Linked DNA regions of Homo sapiens: regions 1, 2, 3, 5, 6 and 7 are each linked to region 4. A link is a loop called in an ENCODE intact Hi-C map of the cell type or tissue named here. Cell type or tissue: IMR-90. All regions are shown on one strand. Each heading gives the region's core, and the rest is flanking DNA. Links, peaks and the distances in the headings are about the cores only. Region 1 overlaps JARID2 (jumonji and AT-rich interaction domain containing 2). Region 2 has its middle 16 kb from the start of RNF182. Region 3 overlaps JARID2 (jumonji and AT-rich interaction domain containing 2). Region 4 has its middle 74 kb from the start of LINC01108. Region 5 overlaps LOC101928354 (a long non-coding RNA gene). Region 6 overlaps JARID2 (jumonji and AT-rich interaction domain containing 2). Region 7 overlaps LOC101928331 (a long non-coding RNA gene).

The links. Hi-C counts contacts between places; a loop is a spot of excess contacts. Peaks named below come from ENCODE experiments on the same cell type or tissue, not always from the same donor. Only the 100,000 strongest peaks of a DNase experiment are listed, where the experiment ranks them.
Region 1: it touches region 4 in a loop (8-fold over the local background); 56 of 110 quality-filtered maps call a loop at or near these places.
Region 2: a loop joins it to region 4, with 5 times the contacts of the local background. A loop is called at or near these places in 4 of 110 quality-filtered maps.
Region 3: a loop joins it to region 4, with 5 times the contacts of the local background. A loop is called at or near these places in 21 of 110 quality-filtered maps.
Region 5: it touches region 4 in a loop (2.8-fold over the local background); 7 of 110 quality-filtered maps call a loop at or near these places.
Region 6: a loop joins it to region 4, with 20 times the contacts of the local background. A loop is called at or near these places in 32 of 110 quality-filtered maps.
Region 7: it touches region 4 in a loop (2.4-fold over the local background); 5 of 110 quality-filtered maps call a loop at or near these places.

The regions. Positions count from the first base shown.
Region 1 is chr6:15,489,185-15,493,677 of GRCh38, forward strand. The region is part of intron 6 of JARID2 (jumonji and AT-rich interaction domain containing 2); the gene reads left to right. Among named protein-coding and RNA genes, the nearest start is that of DTNBP1-AS1, 55 kb to the right of the region's middle. RefSeq lists an enhancer at 2,506-3,007. In IMR-90, for the core only: a CTCF peak has its summit at 2,387 (motif pointing left); a DNase peak (open chromatin) is centred at 2,387; H3K27ac peaks cover 177 bases.
Region 2 is chr6:13,906,994-13,911,486 of GRCh38, forward strand. No RefSeq gene overlaps it. Among named protein-coding and RNA genes, the nearest start is that of RNF182, 16 kb to the right of the region's middle. In IMR-90, for the core only: a CTCF peak has its summit at 2,062; a DNase peak (open chromatin) is centred at 2,088; H3K27me3 peaks cover 345 bases.
Region 3 is chr6:15,439,772-15,444,264 of GRCh38, forward strand. The region is part of intron 3 of JARID2 (jumonji and AT-rich interaction domain containing 2); the gene reads left to right. Among named protein-coding and RNA genes, the nearest start is that of DTNBP1-AS1, 100 kb to the right of the region's middle. In IMR-90, for the core only: CTCF peaks have their summits at 1,674 (motif pointing left) and 3,451; DNase peaks (open chromatin) are centred at 1,660 and 3,500; H3K27ac peaks cover 453 bases.
Region 4 is chr6:14,208,788-14,213,280 of GRCh38, forward strand. No RefSeq gene overlaps it. Among named protein-coding and RNA genes, the nearest start is that of LINC01108, 74 kb to the right of the region's middle. RefSeq lists silencers at 1,048-1,097, 2,188-2,627 and an enhancer at 2,878-2,937. In IMR-90, for the core only: a CTCF peak has its summit at 2,517 (motif pointing right); a DNase peak (open chromatin) is centred at 2,384; H3K4me3 peaks cover 1,092 bases; H3K27ac peaks cover 848 bases.
Region 5 is chr6:14,663,451-14,667,943 of GRCh38, forward strand. All of the region lies in intron 1 of LOC101928354 (a long non-coding RNA gene), which reads right to left. LOC102724463 (a long non-coding RNA gene) reads left to right here. Exons shown (of 3, transcript XR_926514.4): 3 at 1,596-1,813. Among named protein-coding and RNA genes, the nearest start is that of LINC01108, 380 kb to the left of the region's middle. In IMR-90, for the core only: no CTCF peak of the experiment used is centred there; a DNase peak (open chromatin) is centred at 2,611; H3K27ac peaks cover 141 bases.
Region 6 is chr6:15,388,405-15,392,897 of GRCh38, forward strand. All of the region lies in intron 2 of JARID2 (jumonji and AT-rich interaction domain containing 2), which reads left to right. Among named protein-coding and RNA genes, the nearest start is that of JARID2-AS1, 140 kb to the left of the region's middle. RefSeq lists an enhancer at 1,819-2,178. In IMR-90, for the core only: a CTCF peak has its summit at 2,106 (motif pointing left); a DNase peak (open chromatin) is centred at 2,037.
Region 7 is chr6:14,456,769-14,461,261 of GRCh38, forward strand. The region is part of intron 1 of LOC101928331 (a long non-coding RNA gene); the gene reads left to right. It also overlaps a transcript of LOC105374942 not described here. Among named protein-coding and RNA genes, the nearest start is that of LINC01108, 170 kb to the left of the region's middle. In IMR-90, for the core only: no CTCF peak of the experiment used is centred there; a DNase peak (open chromatin) is centred at 2,083; H3K27ac peaks cover 194 bases.

The DNA of each region.
Region 1 (4,493 bases), core at 77-4,076, 1.3 Mb after region 4:
TAAGTTGTTTTTGTTTATCTTCTATTCATCCCACTATGCTTTTTTGAGTTTTTTTAGTTTACTTGTGGTAAAATTCTCATGGGCCACATCAGAACTGGAGGCCATATCCAGGTGAGCTTCCAGATCTTGCCTTTCTGCCCTGAGAACCCATCCTTGGGATGGCGAGGCAGGAATGAAGGGTGGCAGAGGACCTGAGTCATGTACATGTGACTGTTCATGTTCTCATGCACGGACAGACACGGGTGCGCACATCCTCTTGCACGGTCACGAATAGGGATGCGTGGGATACGCCTGTCATCTCAGCTGGTCAGAGCTCACTCTCAGCACTTGGCCTTCATTCAGTTCAAGGTTTTCATTTGTAAGGGGATGAGAGGAATTAGTACAGTTGGACAGAGGAAAGAGCTGAGGAGGAACAGAAAGTACTGCCTTAGCCTGGGATGGCCCTGCCTGCCCCCATGCTCCATGGCGTGTTCGTGTGACCTGTTCCCTGTGCAGGATCTTAGGTGCAGGAAAGAGGTCCTGGGGTGCCCCTCACACAGCCGGCCTCTGTCCTCTGAGTTAGTGCAGGAGTTTCAGCTGCTTCCGGGGCTCAGGGTAGAGTCCTTGCAGGGAGCGCCATGTGCTCATGCAGGGCATCCTGCAGGTGTTGACGGGGATCCTCTCCTGTCACCCTTTCCCCACTTTCTCCCTCTTCCCTCTCCTCCTCCTTCCCTGTTCCAGTCTAACCAGCCCAGATGGGTTGACCCATGGCTCCAGATTCTAATTTGGCTCTGACTCTGACCTTCAATGAGACTTGAGATGTGATATTTAACCTTCCTGGGCCCTATTATTCCTTTGGAGCCAGTCTGGCCAACTCCTTATACCAGGGACATTGTGAGAAATAAAAGGAAAATTTTCAAACCCTCAGATCCTATTAGTTAAGTACTCTGAAAATAAGGTCAGTAAAAGCAAATTGTAGATTCCCTTGTGACTGCTTGATACAAGTGATTAGACTGTGACCTTTCATCTTTTCAACTGCATGAAAGATATGGGCCCAGAGGATACTCTGATCTTTCATTTCAAATATGATATGTGGATTTTTTTTTGTTATTGTTCAGCTTAAAAGCATAAATGTGACTGTATTGAAATGTGGAGGAATGTAATTTTTAGGGGGTGCTGCCGAGAAGTGCCTTTGCTCTGCTTGCTATAATGAACTGTGTGGGTGCATGCACCTGTCTTCCAAGTCTAAAACCACTTCCCCTCGTGCGAACTGGGCAATGCCATTTGATAGTGTGTGCGATTTATGGAGTCCCTAGAACCCGAGAGTTAGAACACACCAGTGCGTACTTCACCTAAGCCTTTTTCTTGGTGAGAGGGCTCTGGCCCCGGCCGTTTACTCTCGATTATACCAAATGAGCTGTCTTTGTCATGGAATGCACATGCCTGTATAACATTGCATTGTCATGGGGCTGGGAGTGCCCCTGGGTAATAATTTGGTTGTATGGTAAGGGTCTCACCAAGGAGCAAATGGTGTTTTTCTGTTGCTTTCCTGCAGTAGTACTTCTGCTTACATGCAGTGACAGAAAGTAACAAGTTTAGGATAGTCCAACAGACGAGCTTTATTTCTAGCAAGGGTTTTGAAGTATTAGTTTTCCAAGAGAGTCATGAGCAGGTTTTGTACTTGTGTAGAAATTTGTGTGGTTTGTAAGCCAGGATATTGAACCAGATGTGGCCACATGTGATTCTCATTTCTTACGCTGAGGCTGAGTGTGAGAAGAAAATGATCAACTGGCTAATCCCACTGGTTTTGCAGGACCTTCCATTGAGCTATAGGCTACTGTCACTGAAGAGGTTTTCATATGAAAATGTACAAGCCTTGCAGAAAAATCCTGCCCTAGTAAGATTCAGAGAGGGCCAAGGAATTGAGAATATTCTTTTAAAGTTCTGGAAAATACGGCTATTGAGAAGGAAACATAGAAAATCATATTAGTTTTTAAAAAAGTTAAAGGTTTTCTTCTCATGACATTATTTTGTCATTTGAATTGCACTTGCTGGTGGTGGGGTATTTGTGACTCAGTTACATTGCCTTCAGTGGGAGGAGAGGTTATAGGTACATCTAGATTGCCCAGTGGAACCCAGGCATCTCTTTTAGAGCACATTTGCCTTGGCCTTGGCCTTGGCTAGGAGGCTCCTGCCCATCTGCTGCTGCGGTCAGTGTTTGAGCAGGCTGCTCCTCCCCTTCCATAACTCACTGTCTGTCCAGTGCATTTCGCTTCTGTTTAGGCTCTTTGTTTTTGATTCAAGTTTTAAAGTGCAAATGGACTACCCCCAGCCACCAACTGTTTCTCTCTCTGGGCCTCTGGTTCTGTTTTGAAAGGCTGGCAGAGGCCTCGGCTCAACGGCTCCCTCTCGTGGAGAAGAAGAACTTGCCAGTGAATCTGAGGTTGAACTGAGGACAGCGTCATAATCTTGAACGACTAAAACATTTTTGCTTAGTTAACCAAAAACATCAGAGTCATTTCTCATCTTCTGCTCTGCCTTGGAAGTGCATGTTTCTCCTTTTCATCTGTCATCATACTGAGTTGATTTAAATATTGTGTGTGTCGGTGGTGGGGTGGAGAAAAACCCATAAGGATGGAGGGGAGAGATTTTATATTCTTAAAGCAAGCACACAGAGTGTGGATTGGGTACAGTTTTTAAGATGGAATTTCTGTTATTAAGAACAAAGTCAGGTAGGAACGTTTGATGTCCTGGACTTTCATATCTCTCACCTTATATCCCTTCTGCAAGAAGAATGAGGTATTGTTGCCAGTACTCATCTGGCCGAACGTAACTTGAAAATGCTCTCAACCTTGCCTGTTAAATTGAAACCATTCTCTTATGACTAGGAGGGATTGCTTTAATATCTCATGGCCGTGTGCCTGGGATCACCTGAGATACAGGTGACGGATGGCTGTGGGCCAAGGAGCACACGCTGCAGACACCTCACTTTCTGCAGAGCTGGGTTGGGGGCTGGGGGCAATGGGCTGAGAAGCCAGAAATCCACAACAGAGCTGAGAGAAGGAGTAACTTCAAGCACTTATGTATAAAGCTGCTCAGCTGAAATGTATTGTCATTCAATGGAGGGTCCTGCTGTAGCCCACGTCGGCGCTAATTCTTCAGTGAGTTCAGATGACTTCCTGTGTGTGCTCTTCTGTGGAATCCCTCAGGACGTGCAGCGGTGGCCTTCCTTGTAGTGCACTGGCTGCATAACTGGGGCTGTGTGGTTTTAATTGATACAGAGGTGGGTTGAGGGAGACCTTCGGTAACAAGGTAAGACAATGCCTTCCTCCATTCTTCTGTTTCCTTTTGTACTGATTAAGTGTTGGCTCCTTATAGACAAGTCCAGGCCAGGAAAAGGGGTGTCCTTTTGTTAGATTGGTGGGTCCCAGGTTTCCCCACAATGGTGGTGCTGGCTGGGTTGTTGGTTCTGTTTTATTTCTCCCTTTTAGGACACATGGAGCAGCTTAAGGGGCTTCCTATGTTAGCTTTTCAGCTCCCCTGTGGCCTCTCGTGGTGGGCATAGAACACGGACCCTCTGGGTTTCGAGGAGGAAGATGGCCAGTGACACTTGCCTTTTTCAGTCTTCGTAATTGTTTGAACTTCGCTGGTCTGTGTTGTGGGTGAGATCCATCTAGTCTTTGAGCTTGTTATATGGGCATGCGTGTGTGATATCTGGGTGGATACTGTTGAAGATAACTCCTATAATAAGAAGGAAAATATTGCAACTCATTTCTCTCATAAAGCAAGTTATTTGAATGTATACCTTGCCAATAATTCAGTATTTAGGTTTTCAGAAAGATGTAAACAAGGTGTTCCTTTTGCCATTGAAGATAGTGATATATAGAATTCAGCTGTGTTGAAAATTTACTTCCCTGTAGCATTGCTAGCCATGAACTCAGGTGCCCCCGAGAAGCCAGAATGGATGGAACCAAAGGCCTTACACTCTTATTTGAGATAGAATATGAGAGACATAGCACTCTGGTATTTGGACAGCGGTGTTAGGGAAGGGTAGGGTCCACGGATTTGTGGGAACACTGAGACATCTGAGGCTTTTAAACACTGATTCCCTTTCTTGATCCTCACCAATTAGCACAGAATCTAGAGGGAAGGGATTTACATTATTTTGAAGCTCCCCTAAGGGTTTTAGGGGTGCCAGGTTTGGAAAACACTGAACTAAACCTCAGCAAGTAGTGGTGGCTGATGCCTGAACCTCACAGGAGTTGGGTTATGTCCGGCACCATCTGGAGTTTGCCATTTTGATTAGCGATATACGAAGCCGCACTGTGTCCGTCTCCTTAAGGAGACTCTTGTGCTGGGAGTAGGGCTGAAACAGATTGCACCCCTACAGGTTAAAAGGAGATTGAGCCAACTGTAGAGGTGTTGTCTTTTGCTGTCTGAACCTGAGATAGAGCCCTTCCCCAAGGTCCTGGATTCCCTGAGGCCCATTCCCCCACCCCCACCCAGCCCCACCA
Region 2 (4,493 bases), core at 70-4,069, 300 kb before region 4:
TCATTTAAAATTTTAAATTTGAATTGAGTCATTGTCATTAAAACCAGGTTAAAATCACAGTGATCTTTTCCTCTTATATAGGAATGAATCCTCTTGCTCCAGATGGAACATAAAGCTCCTTAAATTGAAATTCATTGCACGGGGGCTCTGATGGCCCTTAACAGATGGAAGAACAATCTCATTTGGGTGGTTATGTAATTCAGTGATTATCATGGAACCCTTCAGATACCATCAGACAGAAGGTGGACAGAGTGAGGCTCTGCGGCAAAGGCAGGTGCCATGGCTATAGATTCACTATACTTGTTTCTCTGCATTTATTTGCATCAATAAGACCAGAATCAAGATCTGAGCAGTATAACATGATCTGGTCTAATGACCAACTTTGGAATCTCAGAAATCAAACATTGGGATGCCAGTTGGAATTCAACTAGTTTCTAGTTAAACAACCTTGAGAGGGTCGTTCCATCTCTCTGAAAGCCTTATTTGTACAAGTATGCTAGACAATGCCTCTAGAAGGAGGTTATGATATTAATATTCATTCAATAGATATTAGTTGAGGATTATGTGGCAAGAACTTTTCTGGGTTCTAGAAATACAAGTGTCAATAACATAGATGAGAATCTATTTTTATTTTTCTCAAAGGTGACATTGTTACCTGCCTTAACTGAAAGTAATCAACTGATCTGCTTGGATTTAACCAACTAAGTTTAGCTTTTATGCATTGCATTTTCTTGGTAATGCAGGCTTGCACCAAGGCAGACTATTAGCCAAATCGAAAGATCCTGTTTGAGCTTATCTATTCAACAAAGTACTATTTCTCCTGCCTTATATTATGGCTAAATTTAGAACTCATCATTTCAACACACACTGAAACAAACCAACCTACCTTCCTTCCTTCCTTCCTTCCTTCCTTCCTTCCTTCCTTCCTTCCTTCCTTCCTTCCCTCCTTCCTTCCTTCCTTCCCTCCCTCCCTTCCTCCCCTCCTCCCTCCCTTCCTCATTCCCTTCCTCCCTCCCTTCCTACCTTCCTCCTGCAACAATGCCCAGAACAAGCATCAAGAGCAGCAACTGGCACATAGTAGTACAAAATAAATTTGATCGACTAGATTTCTACAAATATTTATTGTCTAAATTTCATGCAATAGAATGGCTGTGGGGTATACAAAGATAAATAAAATATAATTTCTACTTTCTAAGATCTCATACCTAGTTAAGAGATAGTTATAACAACCAGAAATATGCTGAATGTTTTAAGAATTATGTGCATAGGTCATCTACCTCCATATCTCCAAGTTAAGTTGCCATTTTCTCTTTTCATTGTTCTATTCGACCTACCCTAGACTTTTATCTACATTTGTCTAAAATTGGCACACCAGATAAATTAGGTTATCTAATTTATCTAAAATTGGCAGACCAGATAAATCAAACAACTTTGTGTGTGTGTGTGTTTTGGTGAATCAGAGATTACATTTTGTATCCTTTTCAAGAGAGTGTTTGTAGGCAGCATTGGTAAATGTTTTATACTTGTTTGCAAAGCTGGTATAAATATTTCAGGACACAATTGAGCTTTTCTCATTAAAGCCCATTTTTCTGTCTCTGTATGCAGAAGTTTCTAGCTGTGGAGAGAAAGTACTATTTAAAATAATTGTGAAGATCCTAATTCTATGGCAGCTGTGACAAATGGACCTTTTCTGCTCTATTAGGTTTTGATGAGCTTATTTTTAGTTAAAACAGTAACTTTTGTTACTAAAAAACTCTTAATTTGATCTCTATTTTCAAAATTTGCTCCCACTTAAAGTCTATACTGAGCTTGAAATCAGGATCCATTTATTTTTCAAACCAGTAGCACAATCTGCATCACAGTTCTCAGTCAGATTTGATATTTATAGTAGGGTTTCTAGATACCCTAAAGCTTCCGTCTGATATTTCTGCAAATTAGGAAAAACAGTGTGAATAAACAACAAGCTACTTTCTGTAGAGCGACATTTAAACGTAATGCAGGAATGGATGTGTGAAATTTTAATTTCCCCTTAGGTCACTTTTAATATTCTACCCATAGATGGCAGCAAGTGACCAGGCAGCTAAACCCCCAGGCCTTCTAGCCAGTCTTTATCAGGTGGATCTGTTGTAAAGCCACAAGAAAGGGAAAGCCATGGCTGAGAACAGATCCCATCTCTGGAGATTGTTTCATTCAGTCGTCTTAGATGGCTCTTCTCTTCAGATGTGGAGAACTTTGTTGTGTTTGGATTCTTCTTCTGAGGCTTAGGAGAAGTGTCCTTGTAGCACTGAAGGAATGCCTAAGGCCAATCAGAAAGGGCATGAGGCTGAGGGCTTCTCTGGACTGCTCAGTGCCTTCTGCCTTGGCTCCTTTATCTCTGAGCATGATGGAGTGGAAATTCCCCTGAAAATTCAGCCTTGCCTACGTGGTCCCTAGGAGTCTGGAGTTCCTTGCTCTTATTTTTCAACCTCTCAGCAAATTGTATTCTTGGGCAGCTCATATCTTGAATCCTGCTGTGCACCATTGGCCCCATGGGGTTGGAGGGTCAACCTGCAGGTGACTTTTAACAGGATAACCTAAGGTAGGCATAAACTGGTTGATGGGTATACATACATTTATTTTGTTCTTATTATTTCTTTAGCACCGTGTAAATACTTTATATACATCATCCTATTTGCTCCTCACAAGACCTCTACAAACTAGTTATTATGAATCTCGTTTGGCCAATGAGGAAATAAAAGTAAATTAATTTGTTTGAAGTCACAAACCCAGTGTAAACAGCTTTAGCTACTTTAAGGAGGCTGCTTCTTAGAATGTGGTAAGACTTGGATCACATTCTCAGCCAGTAGGTACAGATCACTACCATGTGCATAAGGAGTGATACACATGTTCCACAACCTTGAAGACTTTACAGTGAGAGGTTCTACACATAGAAAAAAGATAGAAAGCAGCAGAAAAATTTAAGAAAATCCAAATTATGATAATTGGAACTTCTGGAAGACACTGGAATAAAAGGGATGTCTTAGGGTTTTCAGGTTTTCATAGAAATGAAAGAAGCCAGAGTAGAAATGGAAGCTAAACAGGGGCCTGATCAAATTCAAGATGGAATATCCTACTCTTCCAGTTTCCCTTGAGTGGTGTAACATCAAGCACTTGGCTATCCTCAGCAAACTAACACAGGAACAGAAAACCAAACAACACATGTTCTCACCTATAAGTGGGAGCTGAACAATGAGAACACACGCACATAGGCAGGAGAACAACACACACTGGGGCCTGTGTGGTAGAGGGTGGGGAGAGGGAGAGCATCAGAAAAAAGAGCTGATACATGCTGGGCTTAACATTTAGGTGATGGGTTGATAGGTGCAGCAAACTACCATGGCACACATTTACCTGTGTAACAAACCTGCACATCCTGCACATGTACCCCAGAACTTAAAATAAAATAAAAAAGAAGTTGGCTAATAGCCTCACATTGTAAGGGCCAAGATATGGTGAACAGGATCCTCAAACTCTCATAGAAATCTAGGATCTGGATCTACTGTGGGTGTCTCTGACTGTATAAGGTCTCCTGAAGCATCAGGAATAGATAGTTTATAAGAATCCAAAGCTTACAAATGGCCAATAAGCACATGCAAAAATGCTCAACATCATTAGTCACTGGGGAAATGCAAATCAAAACCAAAATGAGATACTACTTCACACCAAGTAAGATGGCTAGAATCTAAAAGTCAGAAAACAAATGTTGGTAAAGATGTAGAAAATTGGAACCCTCATACACTGCTGGTGAGAATGAAAAAAAAACGCAGCCAGTTTGGAAAACAGTCTAGTGGTTCCTCAAATGATTTAACGTAGAATTACCTATGAAATTCTACTTCTAGGTTTATACCCAAAGAAAATGAAAAAGCATGTCCACACAAAAACTTGTACATGACTGTTCATAGCAGGATTACTCATAATAGCTAAAATGTGGGAACAACCCAAATGTCCATCAACTGTTGAATGGGTATATTCATACAATGTCATGAATGAAATACTGATTCACACTACAACATTTATGAACCTTGAAAACATGATGCTGAGTGAAAGAAGCCAGCCACAAGAGACCACATATTGTATCATTCCATTTATATGAAATCTCCAGAGTAGGCAAATCTGTAGACATGGAAAGCAGATTAGTGGTTGCCTAGGGCTGGGGGCAAAGTGTAGGAGGATCAGAAGGTGATAGCTAAAGGGTATAGGGTATTTTTTTGAGGTGATAAAAAACGTTCTGAAATTGATTGTGCTCATGGTTTTCCAACTCTGTAAATATACTGAAAACCATTGAGTTATACACTTAAAGTGGGTGAATTGTATGGCATGTGAATTATATCTCAAAAAAGTTGTTTTTAAAAAAAGAATCCATAATCAGCTACAGCTACTTAATGTAGAGCTTATTTGCCAGGTAGTATTCTAAGCACTTTGCATATGTTAACTCTTTTAATCCTCAGCACAAT
Region 3 (4,493 bases), core at 166-4,165, 1.2 Mb after region 4:
AAGCCAGCTTCATTGGATGAGGAGAAGGGCTTGTTTTGATTTCCTCATTCTTCCCAGTCTCACCCCTGGGAGTTTCTGCTACTGGCTTGGCTCAAAGCCTTAAAAACCCATAGAGTACTTTTATAATGTCACAGCAAATGCAAGCATGTTGTCTCTGGAAAGGAACTCTGAGGCACATGTGTTAAACCAGCAATGCTGTACCTTTAGCAGAGTGTTGTTGGTTCCGTGCCTGAAACACAGATAACATACTTGACATCAAGACCCCTTGTGAATCAGAGAGAATGACTTTACCTTCTTGGAAACGTTTTGACTTGAGATGTAGTCAGAAGATATTCTCGTCCGACCCTTTGAGGGTTCATTTAAGCCGTACGCAATTAGATGAACATGTATGTCCTGCAGATACTCACTGCTCATCTGTTGTCCACTGCCGCTGTCTACATATGTGACCTCTTTCAATTTAGTGCACATTCTTGACATCAGGTGGATTCACAGCTTGCAACAGCGGACTGGTCCTTGGCTGATAAAAACTGGGAGGACTTTCATGTTGTACTGAGGCGAGGTGTCTGAGGTCATGGAATGGTTATTAAGATTGTAATCGAGGTAGAATATTGTGAGTTGGAAGGTTTGGGCTGACCCCTTTGCATCCTGCCTCCCAGCCCCTCAGGTCCCTCCCTTTGGTTTGATTCAGTGATGCCATTTGGTTTCTGTTTTGTGGCCTGAAATATGGTACCATGTGCAGTGTTGAATGTTGGGAAAAATTTAAGGCTGCTTAAGGGATATTCTGGGTATTGTTAGAAAGGAAGTTGATTTGCTCACCTTGCCCTGTTGCCCACTTTCCATTGGCACAGTTTCTTTGGGTTGTATTTAAATTTTTATTCCACTAATGTGTCTTCTAGAACTGTTACTACAGCCAGTGACATAGATGCTCAGACACTGTGTCTGTAATAGCTCCGGTTTTTAAGTGGGAGAATGTGCCGTTGTTTCAGCATCAGAGAGCTCAAACAGTCAGAAGGTGGAGGAGAATTAGTTTTCCTAAAGTTCATTAGCTATTAGCAGATTTTTTAAATTATGATTGTGTTTCCTTATCTTAGGCATTTTTAACAAATGTTGTCAGAGACAATGTGTCAGTTATAGTGAATCCTTTTCTTACAGAGCAGACTTCACTCCGCATTTTTGTTGGTGATAGTTTAAGTAATGCCCCATACTTTGAAAATCACAAATGATTAAGGTCCAGGCAACTAAATAAATTTCTGTCAGAGCCCCAAAATGTGGGTTTTCTGATACTTATCAAAAAAGGCTAGATGTTGTGGGTTTTCTGATACTCAGAAAATGTGATAATCAGAAAATGTAGGTTTTCTGATACTCACCAAAAAAGGCTAGATGCTGTGTGTTTTATCTCTAGCCATGTTTCTTGGGATCTAAAATAGCTGGATTGTATATTCCTAGATGTTTTCCATACAAGAACTTTGGGGTGTAATGAGTTGGAGGGGTGAGATGGTATTACTAATAGCGTTGATAGACCTACTTTCTGTAAATAGTGGCTGGGTTCTTAACTGGCACCAGATTTTAGTGCAGGTCCTAAAAATTGGCTAATACTAGTGCTTGTCATAATTTAGCATTCCTTTTTTTCCCCTTAGGGGTGATCCCACAGCTGGAGTGTAAAGACTCGCTATTGCCATCTATTGGTGCATGCTGGCTACTTCATAAGATTTGCAGTGGGTGGGGAAATTGCCTGGGATCCCTTTTCTATTTGTTACCCTTTAAATGAAGAAAATTTCTGTTAGTGAACTTACTGCATGAGAGGGAGGACATGTAAGATGCCAGAGCCCACTCTGGTCCTTCTGGGACTTAGAGGACACTCTGAGTGCCGCCTTTGTGCTTTGGTCTGTCGTGTGCTGAATGGATGGTTAGGACCTCACCTACCGCACAACTCCATCTGGTATGATATTTCTGGTGGGAAGTTTCTGCAGCTATCTTAGAAGCATTCCACTGGATTTTCTTTATTTATTTATTTTTATTTTATTTTATTTTATTTTTGAGATGGAGTTTTGCTCTTGTTGCCCAGCCTGGAGTGCAATGGCACGGTCTCGGCTCACTGCAACCTCCACCTCCTGGGTTCAAGTGATTCTCCTGCCTCAGCCTCCTGAGTATCTGGGATTACAGGCGCCTGCTACCACGCCCAGCTAATTTTTATATTTTTAGTAGAGACCATGTTAGTCAGGCTGGTCTCAAACTCCTGACCTCAGGTGATCCCCCACGCCTGGCCTGGATTTTTATTTTTTAATAAGCTGTATAGCATTGTAGAATACAATTTCTTCTTATATTTCTCTTGCATTTTGAAAAAAAAAAAAGGAAGTAAAACAGGATTCTCGCCTCACAGGGTCATTCCCTTTGCCTTTCCAAACATGCCCATTGCCAGGAGAGTTCTGGCAATTTGCAGTTGGGTGTTGAGTAATCTAAAATTGAGAGACTGCTAGGGTTTTTGTTGAAATGATATTTTAAAAACTAAATAGGGAATCCCATCGAGAGATAGTAGAAAGGCAAATTAACATTTTAACTCGCTCTTCTAGGCTTTTAAAACTGAATGTACTTAGATAATTTGTTCACTCCTTGTAACTACAACAGCCTATTAGAAATTATTTTGGCCAGATCCTGGCTGGATTCTGTAGCTACTTGCATGTGTTACTCTGACTCTTACTGTCTTTATGTAGTCCCTTCTGCCTTAAGATCTATCTGCTTTTTGCTTGAGACTGTCCTGAGACCAGCAGTCTTTGACGAGAAGAGTATTTGTGGCTCTTCCCTCCTGGGCTTGGAGTTGTATCCCTCATAACAACGGGGTTATGCCGTGTGGGGATGGCGGCGCAGACAGCCTTCCATAGGTGGTAAACTATAACTGTGTCATTTGTGACTGACAGAACAAAAGGGCTTTGTTGCCACTTTAATTGTTGATTAATGATGATCCCTCTCAAATTTGACACGGTTGCTTTCTAGAACACAAAAGAAGTCAATGTCAGATGTTTCCTTGATCATGACAGTCATGATTTTCAGGCAGTCTTGGTTCTCTGACATTTCAGGATGCCATAGAAGATTTCAAGAAACATAATTGAATAATTTTATTAATTGAATAAAAAACTGTACTGCATATTACTTTTCATACTGTTTGTGCAGGATGTCACCAGCTACCTGAGATTTATATGCACCAAGTCATGTTTTATTTGGGAAAAAGTTCATATCTTGTAGATATTTAGTGCTATTATCTTCGATTTTTTAATTTTTTTCCTCCTCTTTCCTACCCCCCTAATCCTTCCCTGGAATTAAAAAAAAAAAAGATTCACCTTTCTCTCTGATGCCTGTTTTCCACTTTAGTATTCCAAGGGAGTGAAGTGTCTGCGAGCAAGAATGGTGTCTTCCTGATGTGGTGGTGATGTTTGGATTTGCAAGGCTTGCCTTGTCCTTGGGCTGGCTTCTTCATGGATAGAGCTGATGAATATATTTTTAAGTAGTTATGTCAGCGTTCCTAAGGGTGACTCACAGTTCTGAAGTAAGTTAACGTGTTGCCTAAATGAGTTACTCCTCATTGGAAGGGCTAAGTGGAAGGAAATGCAGATTACAGATTGTATTGCTACTATTTAATCTTTAAGGGAGTAGGGGAGTGGATTTTTGGAATTGTGATATCTTTCTAAAATATATATGAATGAATTTTTCACCTTCCCCTCCACCTTCTAAAGTGCTAGGTGGTAGTACTAGCACTTTAAAAGTCAGTATATTTTGCTGTTTTACTGGCAGTTAGAAAGTTGGCGCTAGAAATCTTTAGCAATACTGACAGTTTGGAGATTTAGATTTTACTTCTCCAAAATAATCAGGACTTTTCATCTACTCTTACGAAATGATAGATCCAAAAGATTTATTACAGAAATTACTACATTCAGGTACCACTTGTTTTTTTAAGAGGAGGTCAAAGATCACAGAAGCTTGGAGCTAGAGAGAGCCTTAGCTTCCCTTTTTAAAATAGTCCTTAAAAAAACCACCTAAGAAAAAAAGACCCAGCTTGCCCTAGGTGACAAGTTAGGTGAACTAAACTCAGGTTTTGTGACACCACTACTCTTTTGCTTGTACCACTGACCAAGCAAAACATCATAATGTTTCATCTTGAGGGGAATTCAACTAACAAAAGATTTCTTTACGCAAATTCCGGCTATGGCAAATGTTTATTCTAAATAGCTTCCTATGTAACTTAATTAAGACAAGTGCTGCAAATATTTAATATCCTGCGGTTTTTTGCATAAACAAAGTGTTCCATCAGTTTATGTGTAAAGCAAGAAATGAGGCTGTGGACCACTAGGGCTCCATCTCCAGAAGTACCATAAAGCAGGCATTCTGCGTAGGATAACTCTGCTTACAGAGCCAGCTGACCTCCCGTTTTGTCATTGTGTGATGCCCTCCCATTCTGGTAAATCAAACCCTGACCGTTTAAAACTGTGGGAACTGGGTGG
Region 4 (4,493 bases), core at 408-4,407:
GAAAATTTGCAAGCTGTAAATCTAGGTCAAACCCCTCAATTTACAGATGAGAAAACTGAGGCCTGGAATCTTGAACCTGTGGAGTTGCCAAGTAAGACTCTTTATTCCATTCTAGGGATTAGGAAACTAAGATTCCAAGATTCAGATCTTAAAGTTTTGTAGAAAGTTATGGATTTTGTCAAGTGGCAGAGCCAGGGCTGAAGCTAGCTGTATGTTTTTTTTTCATTCCTAGTGCATGACTTTTCCCAACATATCATGTTATTTAACAATATCCAACATATGGTGATCTTACTGCTCCATGATCAAAGAAGTCAGAGAGAATGAAGGTCCTAGAGGCAGGAGTTTGAGGGAGCCGATTAAGAGAGAATAGTCCACTAGTGTGGGGGAGGTGACTATGGAAACAGGGTGATTTATTTTCATTTCCTTTCTTCACGGTTCCATTTCATTCTGCAAATTCCCTGCTGCAATGCTGTATCCCCAGTATCTAAGCCCAGGCCTGGCAATTAGAGCACAATACATATTTGTGGATTCAGACTTTCAAATGCACGTCCTTGTGACATCCTTCAAACAGTGTACTGGTCAGGAACTCAAGAGTATGGTACATTTAAAAATCAAATACTATATCAAATTTGGAGAAGCATAACCATTAAGGTAGTGTATTTCAACACTGGTAGGTGCACAAAGCCTGCTCTCTAAAAGAAGCAAGTGGCCGGGTGCGGTGGCTCATGCCTGTAATCCCAGCACTTTGGGAGACGGAGGCGGGTAGATTACTGGAGATCCGAGTTCAAGACCAGCTTGGCCAACATGGTGAAACTTCGTCTCTACTGAAAATACAAAATTAGCCAGGCATGCTGGTGGGCACCTGTAATCCCAGCTACTCGGGAGGCTGAGGCAGGAGAAGCACTTGAACCTGGGAGGCGGAGGTTGCAGTAGGCCAAGATTGCACCATTGCACTCCAACCTGAGCAAAAAGAGCGAAACTCCATCTCAAAAAAAAGGAAGTAAGGGAAGTAAGTAACTCAGCTGGCAGGGTCTGAATCAGAGTGGATCACTTTCTCTGAGCTGCCCTGGCACAGCCCAATTGTACCTATGTCTCAGGCATGGTCCCCAGTGTCAGCAGACACACTGATCCTGGTGGAGGGAAGTGCACATCGTGCAAGGCATTCCCATAAGCCACCGGACAGGTGTTCAACTGCCCTCTGGGTAGCCTGACCCTGAATGAGTTTAAATAGAAACAAATAAAACCTAGGATCAGAAGGTTCTTATATTGTACTTAAAGTGGTTAGCATTTGTAGTAGGTTATCAAAGAATATTGTACAACATCTTTCCCTAGGGAACTTTAAGAATAGGATGGCTAGATCCTGCAGTCTGAGATATTTTTGTCTCTATAATAACACCTTAGCACGGTATCACAGCTTATAGTACGTGCCTCGAGGCCAGGCATGGATTAGATACCCTTCTGAGGCCATCTGCTCCCTGGATTTGTTTCAAAGGAATGAAACACGAGGTGGAAAGGGAGAGAGATAGAGAGCTAGAGAGAGAGGAGAGAAAGAGAGACCGATCCACGGACCCTATTAACAGGGTGAAATCTGCCTAAACTAGGAAGCCAGAGGAGTAAGACCCTGATGGAAACCACGCTTGCCTGTCGGTCCTGATTTTGCCCCAGTCCTTCAATACGCCTCTCACGGTTTGTGCTACGGTCTTCTGTGCGTTCAGGGGTGGGCTGGTTTATGTCAACATAGTGGGTTTACTGTAAAAATCATTATTGGTACTTTTGGATGTGGCTTTTCTATTTAAAATAATTAAAACCAACGAAGCTTTTTCTTTCTGACCCAATTCCTGGCTGTCCTCTGCTTTGGTGTCTTCAGGCCAACCCTGGGCTCTGGGAAGCTCTAAGGATGGAGCCTGTCTCCTCCACCTGCTACACGCAGGGCAAGAGGGCCAATGCGCACCCCGCCACGGCCAGGAGCCTCATTATTCTTTTTGTTTTAATTCCCCTGTGTGGATCCAAATGGCAGTCCCAGGCCCATGGATAAGCAACAAGTGGCTGGAGGAGGGACAAATCGGGCTCTCCGCGTCGCTCCCCGCCTGCTTCCTACCCGCGCCGCCGCCCACTGCCCCGTACAGGGGTCGCAGCCGTGGAGCGTGGGAATGGGACAGTCCCATTTTACAGCTCTCGTTCATCCCGCCTGCGGCAGGCGGCTCCTGACAGGGAAGAGCAAGCTTTCTGGACTTCCCCACCCGCGGTCCCACCGGGCCCGTGGCGCGCCCACGCCTCCTCCCGGGCCCCTTACCTCCCGCGCGCGGCGGGCGCACGCACCACCTGACTCGCGTTCTCATTGGCTGCTGCCTGTTGCTAACCCACGTGACCGGAGCCGCGCGCCCCGCCCCCGCGGGCTCCCGCTCGGCCGGCGCGTTCCTGCGGGCGTTCGCTGGCCGGCGTCGGGCTCCGAGCCGCGGGTCGCTCGCCTCGCCGGCTTCGCCCCGCCGCGCCGCTGCCGCCGATGCCCACAAGGTGGCAGTGCCGCGCTGCGTGTCCCGTCGCCCGGGTCCGCGCGAGCCGCGCCAGGCGGCCGGTGCCAGCGCAGCCTCCCGCAAAAGTTTCCCTGCTCCGGAACGGACCGGGGCATCGCACTCTCCTGGCGGGCTGGTGACAGTCCTCCCGTTCTCGGGTTGCCTCGGGGCGATTTGCACTTCACAGCCCCGCTGGCGTCTCCTGGCGTCCCGAACTTGGGGCCTGTCACTGAGGCAAGTCGATGTTTTCAGGAGTGTTTTGTTTTGTTTTGTTTTAGGATCTGTACGCTAATAATTGATCCTAAAGAGGCAGGCAGACACCCCGACAGCGACACCTCGTCTCTCTTCTGGGCGTCCGGCTGAGCTTGCCTCACTGCAGAAGCAACCGATAGCTTCCCTTTGCGCTGGTGGAAGACACAAGCCAGCAGCCCTTCGGAGGGGCCTCCCCGCACGCGCCTCTTGGGATCCTGACTTGCTTAGGAAGAGGAGGGCACGGGGAGCCTCCTGCTCTGCAGCTGTCCCCAGGATGCCCTTAATTCCCGGGACAGGAGAGATAAGCTCGTCTGACCTCAGTTGACCTCGCCGCAGGCGCCAGGCGTCCTCATTTACTGCGAGGCATTGGGGAGTCTACTTTTCTCTCTGCTCCCTGGGATTTTTTTCCTTACGTCACTTTTTTCCTTGTTGGCTTGTAGCTGGTCTGATGTCCCCTTACTGCTATCTAAACCGCCCCCCTCTACTCCCTGCTCCCACCTAGGCACGCGTTTGCCACTCTCCATTTTTCCTTTAAAGAAAACGTTCTGAGAGCCCTTTGAACCCAGCTGACCCTGGGAAAGGGCAGGTCCGTGGATGTGAAGGCAAGTCCAGCAACTGGGGCTGCACTTACCTACATGTGAAAAGGAAAGAGAAACACACCTTGCCTGCCCATTGTCTACACCACGAAGCCCGGATTCCATTCCCTGGTAGTCAGGCCTTTCACACTGGGCTGCCCTCCAGGTAATATCCAAAGATGCCCCCAGCCTACTCCAGCCCCTAACAGGACACTCAAAGGGACTCTGTGTTCGTGACTGCTGGAATTTCTGCTGAGACCCCAACACAGAACAATATATGGGTCAAACAACTCCCACCCCCATTCTCAAGTGAGGTATAGACCCTCTCTGGGGTGTTGTTAAGGGACCGACACCAGCCTCGCCTTGGGGTGATACGATAGGAGGCTAAGGATGCAGGAGAGGCCAGCAGTGGGTCTTTCTTTTTAGAGAGGTGTCTATATGTTTTGCTTCTCCACCTACCTCAAGATAAATGACTTGGGCTCCAGAGAACTCCCTGAAGAGCTTTAGGTGTCTCCTGGAGTTTGGGAGGTGTAAGGACAGATGCAACCTGCAAAGCAGACGGCTGTTTGCAGTGGCGAGAGAAGGAGGTATTTGGAGCCACCTCTTCTTCCAAGAGCCAGTGAGTTATACATGCACTAAGTCTCCCTAGAGGCAGGGTGGACCCACATCCCCCCACAGGGGCGAGGTGAGCAGCACATGCCAGGACCTGAGGGTGACGAGTGAGTGCCAGCTAACAGGGGCTACCCATGTCCCAGAGCTGCAGCTGGTGAACTGGCAACAACAGGGGAAGAGGATTGAGAAAACCCAGAAAAGCATCCGCAGAAGAGCCAGCATGTGCACATCTGCCACTCCCAAGGGCACCAACCCCAAATGCAGCTGAATCCTCCTTGAAGAGCTTTGTTCTTTGGGCCCTGAGAAACCTGCTATGGCCTGAATGTTGATGTCCCCCCAGAATTTGTTTGTGAACGCTAATACCCAATATGACAGTATTAAGAGGTGGGACTTCTGGAAAGCGATGAAGTCATGAAGGTGGAGCCCTCATGAATGAGATTAGTGCTTTTATAAAAGAGATCGAAGGAAGCTGCCTTGCCTCTTCCACCATGAGAGAACCTGTGGAAGGTGCCATCTGTGAAGAACAGGCCCTCCTCAGACA
Region 5 (4,493 bases), core at 339-4,338, 450 kb after region 4:
GCTGGGCATGGTAGCACATGATTGTAAAATCTCAGTTACTCGGGAGGCTGAGGCATGAGAATTGCTTGAACCCAGGAGCTGGAGGTTGCAGTGAGCAGAGATCACGCCACTGGACTCCAGCCTGGGCAACAGAGCAAGACTCTGTCTCAAAAAATAATAATAATAAATTAAAAAAATAAACATAGAAAAGGTACAGTAAAAATATTGTATTATAATTTTATGGTACCACCATCATATATGCAGTCCATCATTAACTGCCACATCATTACATGGTACATGACTATATTTAATGGCTTAAAAACACAGAGATGTGCAAAATCATTTATGTCCAAGGGTTATTTGTCATAAAAACATAATGTACATAACAAAACTTGGGACAACCTAAAACACCAATACAAGGTATTGGCTAAATTTTAAAAGTGTTTTAGAGAAGCGTATTTAATAGAAGAGGAAAATGTTCACTGTTTAAGTGAATAAAACAAGATACAAAAGGCATATACAGTATGAGTTCAATTTTTTTCATCTATACAATACAGGCATAAAAATATTAAAATGATATATATTTGATAAACTGATAGGTAGATTTCATTTTCTTCTTTGTGTTATTCTGTATTTCTCTAATTTTCTGAGTTCATTTGGATGCTAAAGAATGTCTGTTTTTTTACTTAGGAAGAGAGTGGTTTTTCTGTTTGTATATTTTGGTATATTTTGGTTTGAGGTTTCGGTGGTTTTTTGTTTTGTTTTTGTCTTGAGTGATAGTACGTATATGAGATCATGTACAACTACCTACTGTTGCTCTCTTCCACTGGGATGTTTTTGATGTAATGGCTATGCATCTCGGCCTTGGGGGGCCTAGTGCAGCCTAGTGCAATGTCAAAGGGGCTGTCACCTGGTTCTTGCTGCCACCTGCCTGTGCAGGTGGCTGCTGAGGCAGCCTTTGGCCCACAGGTCCCCTGAGACATCCTTTGCCTCTGTCTGCCTTCCTGGCCCACTGGCTCTCCTGACCAGTCTAAGCACAGATGAGTGGAGGGCGGGGGGAATCGTCCTGGCCTGGCCTGTGCCACACTGGGGCTTGGGAGTTTCTGCAATGTCTGCTGAGGCCCCCCGCCCCCATCCTGGTCTGACTCTGCAGCCAGCTCCAGGAAGTAGAATGCAGGCTACTCTCTCCATAAGATCATGCTTTACCCACTGTCTTTCCTTCTTTCTTAACCCCAGGGAAACCTCATCTAGATTTGAGGATGAGGACGGGTGTAGGGAGCCAATCTCATCCTCTGACATTTCTCCCTAAGGGCGCAGTCCTTTGAAACACGTGTAAGTCAGCAAAAGGCACCCAGGCTATTTGCTTTCCCTCCTACCACATCCGTCCCCTGAGGCAACAAGCATTAGATGGCCTGGCTGCTTTGGGGGAGGGAGGGGCTGGCAAAAGGAGAATGATGGAGCTGGAAGGAGAGACAGAGTAGCCCTAGGTTAACCCTTCAAAACCATTATCCTGATGTGCAGATGTCGACAGAAAACAGCAAGCCTCTCAGTGCCAGCCTGCGTGCTGGAAGTGCACATGCATTATTAATTCACTGGGACATTTTTACCCTTTCCAGCCTGTTTCTCCAGGTTTCCCGCCTCCTTCCACCTTCTGTACAGGACACACCAGTTCCCTCAAGCCCAAAATGTGAGCAGCTGTCATTCTCTGCATAGCCAAGCTCGGCAGTCTGCCGAAAGGGACAAGCCAGTCCCGCAAAGGAATGATGTATGCCAAAAGATACTGCATTAGGATCTTCATTAACTGGAGGGCCAATAAATTTATGAAAATCATGAATCAGTTAATCCATTCCTTACGATGAATAGCTAATTAACATGAGGACAGGGCCTGACCCTTCTATTCATCTCTACTCACTCCTGAGCTTCCTGTTACAGACAGGCTCCAGGGCAGAAAACAGAACCCACATTGGCTAGCGTGTGTTCAGGTGGGTCCCCATGGGGCAAAGCCGAGGGGATGGACTAAACACAACCTTCTCTTAATGTTGGGACTTTCTCTGAGAGTGCATTCTTATTTCTAACTTTTCATTATGAAAATAGTCAAACACAAGTGTAGCAAGGTCTTACAAATTTATGGGGCCGGGTGCGGTGGCCTGTAATCCCAGCGCTTTGGGAGGCCAAGGCGGGCAGATCACCTGAGGTCGGGAGTTCAAGACCAGCCTGCCCAATATGGAGAAACCCTGTCTCTACTAAAAAAGAAAAAAATACAAAATTATCCGGGTGTGGTGGCGCATGCCTGTAATCCCAGCTACTCGGGAGGCTGAGGCAGGAAAATCGCTTGAACCTGGGAGGCGGAGGTTGCAGTGAGCAGAGATCGTGCCATTGCACTCCAGCCTGGGCAACAAGAGTGAAACTCCATCTCAGAAAAATATATATAGATATTATGTTTCATCATCCATTTTAAATATAAGTTGGACTTTCTCATACCAGAAGCATGTGAAACAGTTTCCAGTTCTCTGCCTCCTCCCAGTTCCTCAATGTGATGAATCCACGTATCTGCCTTACACAACTGCCTCCTGGCAGCCAACTTCCTATGGGACATATAGACACAGCCCACTTGACTCACCCTGACCCCGCACCCCAGGCGGACTATGCAGATATGACTCAACGACCACTTCTCAGTCATAACGTTAGCTGGTGGGACTCCTGCCTGCTTGCTCTAAATCCACCAATGACAACTCCTCAAGGGAAACCCATCTGGGTAATTCCCTGGATCCCAACAAAGGCTCTGGCCCACAAGTCCCTTCCCCAGTCTCCAACCCACTGGTCGAGCACATATGTCCCAGACAGCTCTCCTCTTCCCATTCGCCCTGAGGTTGCTGTCTTGTTCTCTCCAGGATCTGTAAATAATACACTGCTTCAGTTATTTCATGCATTTTCTTTTGCCTCCTCTGGGTCTTACCTGACTGACACACTCAAACCTAACTAACTTCTTTCCCATTCAGGGCTCTCCTAGAGCGTGGCTATCTTAGTAGGAATAAGCTAGACACAGGTCAGACGAGAGCACAAGTATAAGTGAGTTTCCTGTGAGAGGGACACCTGGTCACAGGTGGAGACACTCAGGCATGAGGCCGTCCACCAGGATAAAGAAGTACCTTGTGAAAGGCACATTGTAAACATCTACAACCAAATAACTACTCTCCAGAGAGAGACCTCCAGACCAAATTAGAAAGAAAAAAAATACAACATTGTTTAAGTCGATAATAGCACAATGAACCTGATAGACCCATCACCCACCTTCATTAATTATCAATACATGACCAATCTTAGTGCATCTGTGCACCACCTTTCTGGATCATGTTAAAGCAAATCCCAGGTATCGCATCATTTCATCTATAATTATCCAGCTATGTCTCTAAAGGAATGAGGACTTTTTAAACACATAGCCACAATACCATACTAACATCTTTAAAAAATAATTCCTCAATATCACCAAATATCCTGTCAAAGTTTACCTTTCCTCATGAATCTTAGAATTTTTTAACAATTTGTTTAAATTGGGATCCTATTGAGGTGCCACACCGTGCAATTTGTTGTTATGCCCCTTATTATAAGACTCTTTTAATTTATAGCTTGCCCCCATCATTGCTTCTTCCTTGCAATTTTTGTTCAATAAACCATGTCATTTGCCCTTAGCATTTGACACAGTCTGGATTTTGCTGATTGCATTCCTGCAGTGCTGGTTGCCTTGTGTGTGTGCATGTGTGTGCACACACGTGTGTGCCTCATATTTCTTGTCCTGTAAAATGAAATTAGATATAGAGGCTTAGTTCAGATCAGTTTTTTTTTTTTTTTTAGGGTTTTTTGGTTGTGTTTTTTTGGCAAAAACTTCAAAGGTGGTCGTATATACTCCCATCAGGAGTGACATAAAGTCTGGTTGTCCCTCGTTTTGTGATTAGCCGCCATTGGTGATGATCACCTATGGCAGTGTCTCAACCAAAGGTGATTTTACAGTCCCAGGGAACATGTGGCAATGTCTGGCGATGCTGGATGCTACCGGAATCCAGTGGGTAGAGGCCAGGGATGCTGCTGAATGTCCTGCAAAGCACAGAACAGCCCCCACCACAAAAGGATGATCTTACCCAAAATGTGACCCGTGCTAAGCTGAGAACCCCAGGGCTGGATCCATTTACTCATTTGGGGTTGCAAAATGTTATATTCTATTTCTGTCATTTACTTTTTATTTGTTAGCTGGCACACTTATATAAAGAAAAACTTCCTAATCAATTACTTGGTTTTCCTGAGGTGGAATTCATATGGTAAATGTAAGTAAGTGCTCAATTCTTTCATTTATCAGTTATCAAAATAATGAGGCAGTTTTCTAGACTCCTCCAAAGGTGACCAATGAGATTCTTTGTTTTTTTAAGAATCATTTATGAACTCATAGGTATAAAGGAATTGGATGTGTTGTAATCATTTGCAGTAATTATCTTACTGACGCCTAAATTGTCCTGTCTTTA
Region 6 (4,493 bases), core at 356-4,355, 1.2 Mb after region 4:
CTGCTGCCAAATCTCATCTATCCTTTTAGCTTCCTCTATAGGCTTTAAAATGTTTCTGTAGAGTCCCAGATTTAGCTTCTTCATAATTTCTTTCCCAAGGATGATAAAAACAGTACAAGTCTATCGTTCAAGGAGGTGTGGGGATGAGGAGAGAAACATGAGCTATTTTATAATATATTATAAAATATATATATATAATTTTTCTACAACAAACTATAATATAAAATATATAAATATTTTATAATATTTTATATTCGCCAGTGACATCCCATTCTTGATTATAAACCGGCAAGGCCAAACCTGTACCCTGCCATTGACATCCAAGGAGAGCTGTCTCTTGTGTTTCATGGTAACTTATGCCCCGCATGCTTTCAGACCCCGTAGCTTCTCTCCCTGACCTGTTACTAGTGTTCTTGCTTCATTTATGCTTTGGAGCTAATGGCTGGTTCAGCTCTTTCTGTGTATACACAGAAAGGTTGTCTTCCTGTGTGATCTGCCCTGCCCTTGTCATCTGGGTAATCCTTAACTGAGTCCCTGTTTTCTTTCTGCAGTTAGGTGGGTGCCTGTTCATGCTTGGTACTGCCATCTTGGTGACGGGGAAGGCCACGTGTGGAGGCTCCCAGGCTAGCTTCTGGTGGTCTCTGAAGTGGTAGTCTGCTTTTAGCTTTCCATGGCTCTCAAAGTTATGCTGCCATGTGTTACATGAAGGCAGTCCAAGGTCTCCATTTTGCAATCATTTAACTGTCTTTTATATTTAATCAATTTATTTAACTGTTTGTTTTTATTTTTTCTGTTGCCCAGGCTGTAGTGCAGTGACACGATCTCAGCTCACTGCAGCTTGCGTGCACCGCCCCCAGCAACCCTCCCACCTCAGCCGCCTGAGTGGATGGGACTATAGGCACGTGTCACCGCCTGGATGATTTTTAAATGTTTTGGTAGAGATGGGGTGTCACTGTATTGCCCAGGCTGGAACACTGTTATTTTTGATAGTCTGCTTCCATCCCATGTGATTGGGGTTTTCACCAAGGGACCCATGCTTTTGAATGCTTATTTGAAAAATAGCATCTTGCCTCCTTTGAGAGTGAATTTAGAAGAATGCATCTAGAGTGATCTGTTCCCTAGGGGCTCCCCCAGCAGTGTACCCTCCATGAGATGACTTTGTTCCTAGTGTCATTTGAAAGGGCCTTCCAGTTTGCTCAGTTGGAAAGTGTTACAGAGTTTTAAAGGGTGAGCTGGAAGGCTCTCAGCTGGCACTTTCTGAATCCCTCTGAGGAAAATGTTGGCAAACTCTTCACTCTGCCTGAACTCTTTTTATAAATGGAGAAGCCAGGAGTTGGGAAACTACCACACAAAGTGAGGTCGAACCCTCTGTGGAAACGTGTCATTATCCTAGCTAAGACAGTGGACTATTTTATGGTAATATGATGGTATGGACCCCCTCCCACCCTTTGATGTTTTGATGTTTCAGAGAGCCCTTCAGTTCATCTTCCTGCTACCAAAAATAGAAGTGTGTAGTGCAGCAATTTACAGTGTATTTCTATTTTTAACTGGAGAGACTTTTTTCCTAGAGATGCACATGGCTTTTAGTTTCCTTCTTTGACAACTTAAATGAGGAGGGCGGTGCTTGAGTGCTTTATTCAACAGGTGTCCCACCTTCTAAGGAAAGTCCACTTTTTTCACCCCCTGCCTCCTGCCCTTCCCTGTTTCAGAGAACAAGTTTCCACAGTAAGGAGGAGGAACTTGCCTTTGATTTATTCTCATATTTGTTGTCATCTGTCCACTTGCATTTCAGTCTGATGAGAAACCCAATGTGAGTGCGCCATGGAGCTCGAGAGGTTTCCATGCTCCTGAGCTGTCTGACTGCAGAGCCTATAGCCACTTCTGCCTAGTCCCCAGAGAAGCCTAGATATGGAGAAGAACCCAACAGTGCTTGTTGGTGTGGGGTTCTCTATCCGTTCATCGCCGCACTGCCGCACACTCAGGTCAAGCAGGGACGTCCTTCTTAGCTCTGTCCACGTTGTGCAGCCCATGCTTGGTGCTTCTAGCCTTCTGGGGTCTCCCTTTATGGACGAATTCCAAGGGAATAGGTTAAGATTGCCATCAAGTGGCTGTTCTTGGTAGTGGATGTTGACATCCCTGCTGGCCGATTTCTTAGCCCCTCTGTGAGAAACTCTGTGCAAGGGATTGCCTGTCCTTTTGTGGGGGTAGGCAGTTGTTGACAGAGCTCAGGTCATCTCTGGGAACGCAAGCTGGGCCTTCTCATGTGTGCTCTGTAAAACTGAAGGAAGACTGGGTTGTCCTTGGATCCATGAATACAGACCATCAGAGATTTCCTGGAGAGAATGGCTGGGCATCTACCCTCCTGCCAGCTCAGGTCCAGTAGGCCGCAGTCCTCCAGCTCTGCTAGTGGAAATTGTTGAAGGATCACACTGTCATCCCTGTAAGTATGTCCCAGGGTCCCACCAAGGGTTCAGAAAACCGACAAACTTGATACCACCATCTGTTTGGTTTGTTGTTTTCCGTCTCAGAAAATGGGATACTAATTTTTTTTCCTCAGAGGTGGTATTCTTACGATGAATGCAGTTGATTTATTTCAGGTTCTTAGTGCCTGGAAGAATGTAAACATTTAAAAGGGCGATCATTATTGAGGTTGTAGATATACAGTACCCCGTGACTTCCTATTTGTGCTGTAGCTTTGTCATGAAGCAGGACACCTAAGGGACGGTTTTCAAGTTGGTTTGCCCCCTTCTAGGTTCTGAATGCCAATGTCTTGTAATCAGGCCTCACCCTAGGGCTTGGCGAGCTGAGACTGCTGCGGCCCTGACAAGCATGGAAGGAAGGATTGCCTCTCTAGTTTTCCCCAGCAAGGCATCCTCAGTGGTGTTGGTGAAAGCTGCCCTGTAGGCGTAGTCGGTGTTAGGTTTGTATAGGAGGGGTACCCCACAGACTATTGGGTTCTGAAGTCTCTGAGGAGCCCTAGCAGAGAGTTTCAGAGCCAGCATGTGGCATGTAATGGAGGCTAGATCTGTGCCAGCTGGGTCAGTGGGGAGGCCTGAGACAGACAGAGGGGAGAAAGTGACTGTGGGAGAGCATCCGATGGGAACAAGCTCTAAGTTAGGGTCAACAAAAGAAAATTCTTAAGGCCTATCTATTTTAGGCAGCTTTTTAGAAATGATAAAGGCTGTGTTATGCAACCATTCACTTTGCAATCTGTCAAATCATATTAAACCAGAATTCCTGGACTGTAGCCATCTCAAGCAATATTGAATGCATCAAAAATTTGATATGTTGGAATGGGCACTGACATTGGATCGTAATTCTTGTTCTACCAGTAACTGGGTGTCTAGGAGCAAGGCATGCCTTCACTGGCATCCTCCTTATGTAAAACAAAACACTAGATCTCTTTGTCTCATTTGGTTTTGTTTCAGTGGTGAGTGGCTTTGGGGTGTTGAAGGCATGCTCCTGCTCTCCCACTTTGGTGGCTCTATCATGCTTTTGGGTCAGGGAAGCATTTGGATGCTTTTGCAGAATGTGGAGGGAAGCGAATGAGAAGTATTCTGGAGGAAATGTGCCCTTCATGGCTACTGACCCTGTCCTTTGGTGTGTGAAGGCACCAGTGCAGTGATCCCAGAGTGGTGTGTGTGTGTGTGTGTGTGTGTGTGTGTGTGTGTGTGCGTGTCTGGAGGTGGCAAAATGTGAGTCCAACTTGGCCTAGGTTTTAGTGCCACTTTGTCCAGAGTATTAGTTGATGATTGCTGTCCTTCCTTTACTGTCAAGCCACGTTAAGGTGGCCTAAAACCATTTCTAATAAAAATCACCCTTTGGGATATTCGTTTGTATACGAAGTTTTCCTTACAGTTTTTAGTTTTCTGAATAAGCCTGGGGCTCTTTAACAGTTCCAATCTCTATTTCCCCTTCTCCCCTCCCCTACAAGCTAGACTGATTACCACCTCGAGCCATCTGCTGCTAAATTTAAGGTGATTTGTCAGCCTGCTGCTGCATTTGCCCCCTGAAAAGGATTCACCTTCTGTCCGACTTGCCCTGTTTATGGGGGAGGTGGTGAGGAGGGGGTTCTAAGCTTGTAACAGGGGACGACAGAGGGATGAGGGACTGCTGCAGACATGTTGGTCAGCATGGTCAGCAGTATAGGTCATTGCTACCCATTAGAACTGTGTGTGATGTTGGAAACGTTCTGTGTCTGTGCTGTCCTATATAGTAGCCACTAGCTACCTGTGATGCTTGAACTTTTGGAGCTTTGCTGTTGTGATTAAGAGACTTTTTTTTTTTTTTTTTTTGAGTCAGGGTTTCGCTTTGTTGCCCAGGCTGCTGGAGTGTAGTGGTGCGGTCTTCGCTCATTGTAACCTCCACCTCCCAGGTTCAAGTAATTCTCATGCCTCATCCTCCCAGGTAGCGGGGGTTACAGGCGCCCACCATCATGACTGGCTAATTTTTGTATTTTTAGTAGAGATGGGGTTTCACCATGTTGGCCAGAC
Region 7 (4,493 bases), core at 393-4,392, 250 kb after region 4:
AGCAGCCCTATTCTCTATAGTTGTTCACTGAGGAGGTGCAAGCAAGATACAGGTGGTGCTATTAAATGAGAGAAACATACGAGGATCTTCTTAATTTCTCTCTTTCTAAACCTAAAAATTAGATATGCCATTGAACTTTGTGAGAAAGGGGATGGAAGAAGCATTACTTGAAGTGAGTAATCCATGCTTTATTGCCTCTACTTTAGGGGCAAGAAACCAATTGGGTGTTGTGCCTAAGAACGTGGACCCTGTGGCCAGACTGCTTGGATCAGTGTCCTCCCTCCACCACTTTGTAGCCATCTGACCTCAGGCAAGTTACTTCACCTCTCTATGCCTTGGCTCCTCATTTATAAACTGGTGATATGAACAGAGCCTGTGTTCTAGGATTGCTGTGACAATTACATAGAAATGAGTCAACATGTACATAGCACACAGAACAATGCCAGGCACACAGCAAGTGCTATTTATGTTCTTCTTTCTTCCTCCTCCTCCTCTTCCTCCTCCTCTTCTTACTTTATGCCATTCTGATAAACACTATTTTATTTATTTTATAATTTAGGAACTGATTCTAAACTACATTAAGTAATTTGTTTAAGGTCGAGCATCTAGTGAGTGTTGGGCACTGTGTTGGAGCTTCAGTCTGTCTGACTTCAAGGCCTGTGCTCCTTTCAAGGTGAGGTGTTTGACACATCCCCTGCTTGCCATCCTGGTGGCATTCTCTCAACCACCAAAGCTTATGAAAACATGCCACTCAGGTTAGCTTCCACCGGACACTGACAGAGGAGCAATTATACCTCCGCCAAAGAAAATTCTCAATGCCAATAAGGGTTCTGGCTACTGTGGTATACTTAGAGGAAATGAATTTAGGAAGTTTTAATTAAGATTTCAAGGATGAGAAGAGGAAAATATGAAGGAGACGGAATAAATATTCTTCTACTTTGATTGGGAGGGTCAAAATTCGCTTTCGCTGTCTTATGAAGGTTGAAGTTCTAGGATTCAGGAATAGGATTCTTTGCTATTGGGTATTAAAAAGCAATAGAGCTCCAAATATATGCAATCAATCCATCCCATCTTTAGGGAAACCTAAATCTAAGCCACCTAGTATAGAGAGCCACTTGTCCTGTGAGTAAAGACTTTTACAAGATTTAACAGAGAATAGGAGCAGGAAAGAGACCAACGTAAGGCAGTTGCTAGAACAACAGAATTGCTTTACAGTTCTGACTTCACAACCTCATTTTCCTGACCTGATAGTTCTGAGACGAACTTCTCTGGGTGCATCTAGAATCTATTCCTTCTGTGAGGTGGTCACCAGGCCTGGTGACCTTTTAAGTTTAATGTATTAGAGCCAGCTGGGTCTTTGAGCCAGTGGAAGGAGACTGTGTGAACACTTGTAAGCCATGTGCCTTTGTCCAGTAGCGTTTCAGTGCTACCTAAGCATCTCTACAGCTATTGTGTCTGACCTGCTCTGGGGATTGAAACATATAGTTGGAACAGGAGGCAGTGGCTTTTTTTTTTTCTTCGATAGATTTCTAAAACCTTTAAATGAAGTACTGCATATATACAGAAAAGTACATAGAGCATAAGTATATAGTCCAGTGAGCTATCACAAAATGAATGTACCTGTGTAAGTGCCACTCAGGTTAAAGAATAGAGCATTATCAGCACCCAAGAAACCCACTGAATATTCCCTCCAATTTATCATGCTCTTCCTTCTCTCCAAAGGTTACCACTGTCCTGACTTATAACGCCATAGGTTAGTTTTATTTGCATTTGAGCCACATATAATTAGAATGATACATTCTGTATTCTTTCAGGTCTGGTGACTTTCACTTACTGTTACATTTGAAAGTTTTAGTAGATTTGCATGTAATAGGAGTTCATGTATTTTTACTGCTGAATAGTTTTCCATTCTATAAATATACTATGAGTTATTTACCCATTCAACTGTCCCTTTAATGGACATTTAGGTTGTTTAAAATTTGAGGTTATTATGAATAATGCTGCCACAAACATTCTTATACATGTCTTTTGTGTATATTTCTGTGGGAGTACATATCTGCAAGTGGAATTGCTGAGTCAGAAAGTATGCATGTAGTACTCAGCGTTAGAGGAACCTTGCCAAAGAGTTTTCCAAAGTGGAAATGTGCCAGTTTACGCTTCCACCAACAGTGTGTATGTTCAAAATCCTTGCTAACATTTGGTATTGTCAGGCTTTTAAATTATGATTGTTCCAATAGGTGTGTAGTAGCATGTCATTGTGGTTTTAATTTTTATTTTCCTGAAGACTGATAAAGTTGAGTACCTTTGGAAATGTTAATTGGCAATTTGGCTACCTTTGGTGAAGTGCCTGAACATGGCACTGGGTTATTTGTCTTCCTTATTAATTTGTAGTTTTCACTTATCCTGGACATGCGTTATATGTGTTGCAAATAATTTCTCCCACTATGTGGGTTGCCTCTTCGGTACTTTAATGGTATTTTGGGGTGAACAGAACGTCTTAAAATTAAAGGACCACAATGTATCTTTGCCTTTTTGATTAGGACATTTTGTGACTATTTAAAAATCTTCTAAGATCATAAAGATATTCTCCCATGTTAACTTCTAGAACAGGGGTTGGCAAACTATGGACTGTGATCCAAATCCATTCTGCCAACTGTTTTTGTAAATAAAGTTTTATTGGGATACAGTCATGCTCATTCATTTACACATCACCCATGACTACTTTTGTGCTACAACAGACCTTATGGCACACAAAGCCCAGAATGTTTATTCTCTGGCTCTTTACAGAAAAAGTTTGCCAAACCCTCTAGAAGATTTATTGTTTTGCCTTTCACATTTGGAATGGTATTTGTGTATAGTGTGTGATAGGGATCAAGATTTTTTTTCCATATGAATATGTAATTGAACCAGTGTCATTTATTAAGGGCTTAGCCTTTCCCCATGATTCCCTATGTCATAAATCAAATCAAGTATACATATATGTGTGGATCTGTTTCCAGATTTTCAATTCTTTTTATTGGTCCATTTTTCTATCCCATGACCAATACGACTCTGTTTTACTTGGTGCACTTTTAAAAGTGAGTCACGATATCTTCCCACTTCATTTTTCTTCAAGGTTGTCTCTGTTACTGTTAAGACTTGACATATCTGTATTAGTTTTTGAATAGGCCTGTCAATTTCCTCAAAACACCTTCCTGGGATTTAGATTGGCATTATATTGATTCTGTAGATCAATTTGGAGAGGTTTGACTTATTTACAGTGATGAGATCCTTCCAGTTCATAAAAGTGATGTATTTTTTAATTTATTTAGGTCTTCTTCAATTTCTTTCAATAATATTTAGACCTGACTTTGATATCCTGTACATATTTTGATTGGTTTATTTCTAGGTATCTTTGATGCTATGATAATTTATGTCAACACTAGCTTTTGTGTAAAAGAAAAAAACTACTAACTAGTCACCTACTGATATGGTTTAGCTCTGTGTCCCCATCCAAATCTCATGGCAAATTGTAATCCCCAATGTTGGAGGAGGGGTCTGGTGGGAGGTGATTTGATCCTGGGGGCAGATTTTCCCCCTGCTATTCTCACAACAGTGAGTTCTCACGTGATCTAGTTGTTTAGAAGGGTGTAGCACTTACCCCTTCTTATTCTTCCTCCTTCTCTGGCCATGTAAGATGCGCCTCCTTCCTCTTCATCTTCTACTGATGATTGTCAGTTTCCTGAGGCCTCCCAGCCATGCTCCCTGTGCAGCCTGCAGAATCAGGAGCCAATTAAACCTCTTTTCTTTGTAAATTACCCAGTCTCAGGTAGTTCTTTATAGCAATGTGAGAACAGACTAATACACCCAGCAAATGCCATGCTGTAGTGGAAATACTGTGGAGACCAAAACAATGTTACATGCTCTAAGAAATAAAAATTGTTGGGTGGTAAAGGGAAATGACAAGCCTGGCAGGAAAAAATCATCACACACAGCACATTTATATACACACACTCACTTAAGTGTCTGTCTCTTCCATGGGTTGAGAATGCATACTGGTATTGGCTCTTAAGACTCCATGACAGAATGGAAAGAGTGCTAGTGGAATGTCAGGACTCCTGGATCCTAAGCTTGGTTCTTCACAAACTAGTTGTGAAATTTCAGGCATAGCTCTACTTAACCTCCTTAGATCTCAGTTTTTACACCTCTAAAAAGTGAGTTGGCTCTAACATTGACTTATAAATAAGGAAAGGGAACCCTTTGGTTCCTGGTGAGTTCTGACATAGGGATGTCCTGGGCATGATTTGTATGATTTGGGGGGCGGGGTCTGCCTGCCAAGAGATTTCTTAAAGAAAAGCTATCTTCCTACTAGTTTGTGAATGCTTAGTAAATTCTTTGACAGAACAAATGTCTCTGAGAGAGGGGATCCCCTGAGGTGAATAAGCAGAGGAATAACAGATGCAAGAAGACATCACAAGGATCAGGCACAGGTGCCTTACCTGAAGTACGTTCCA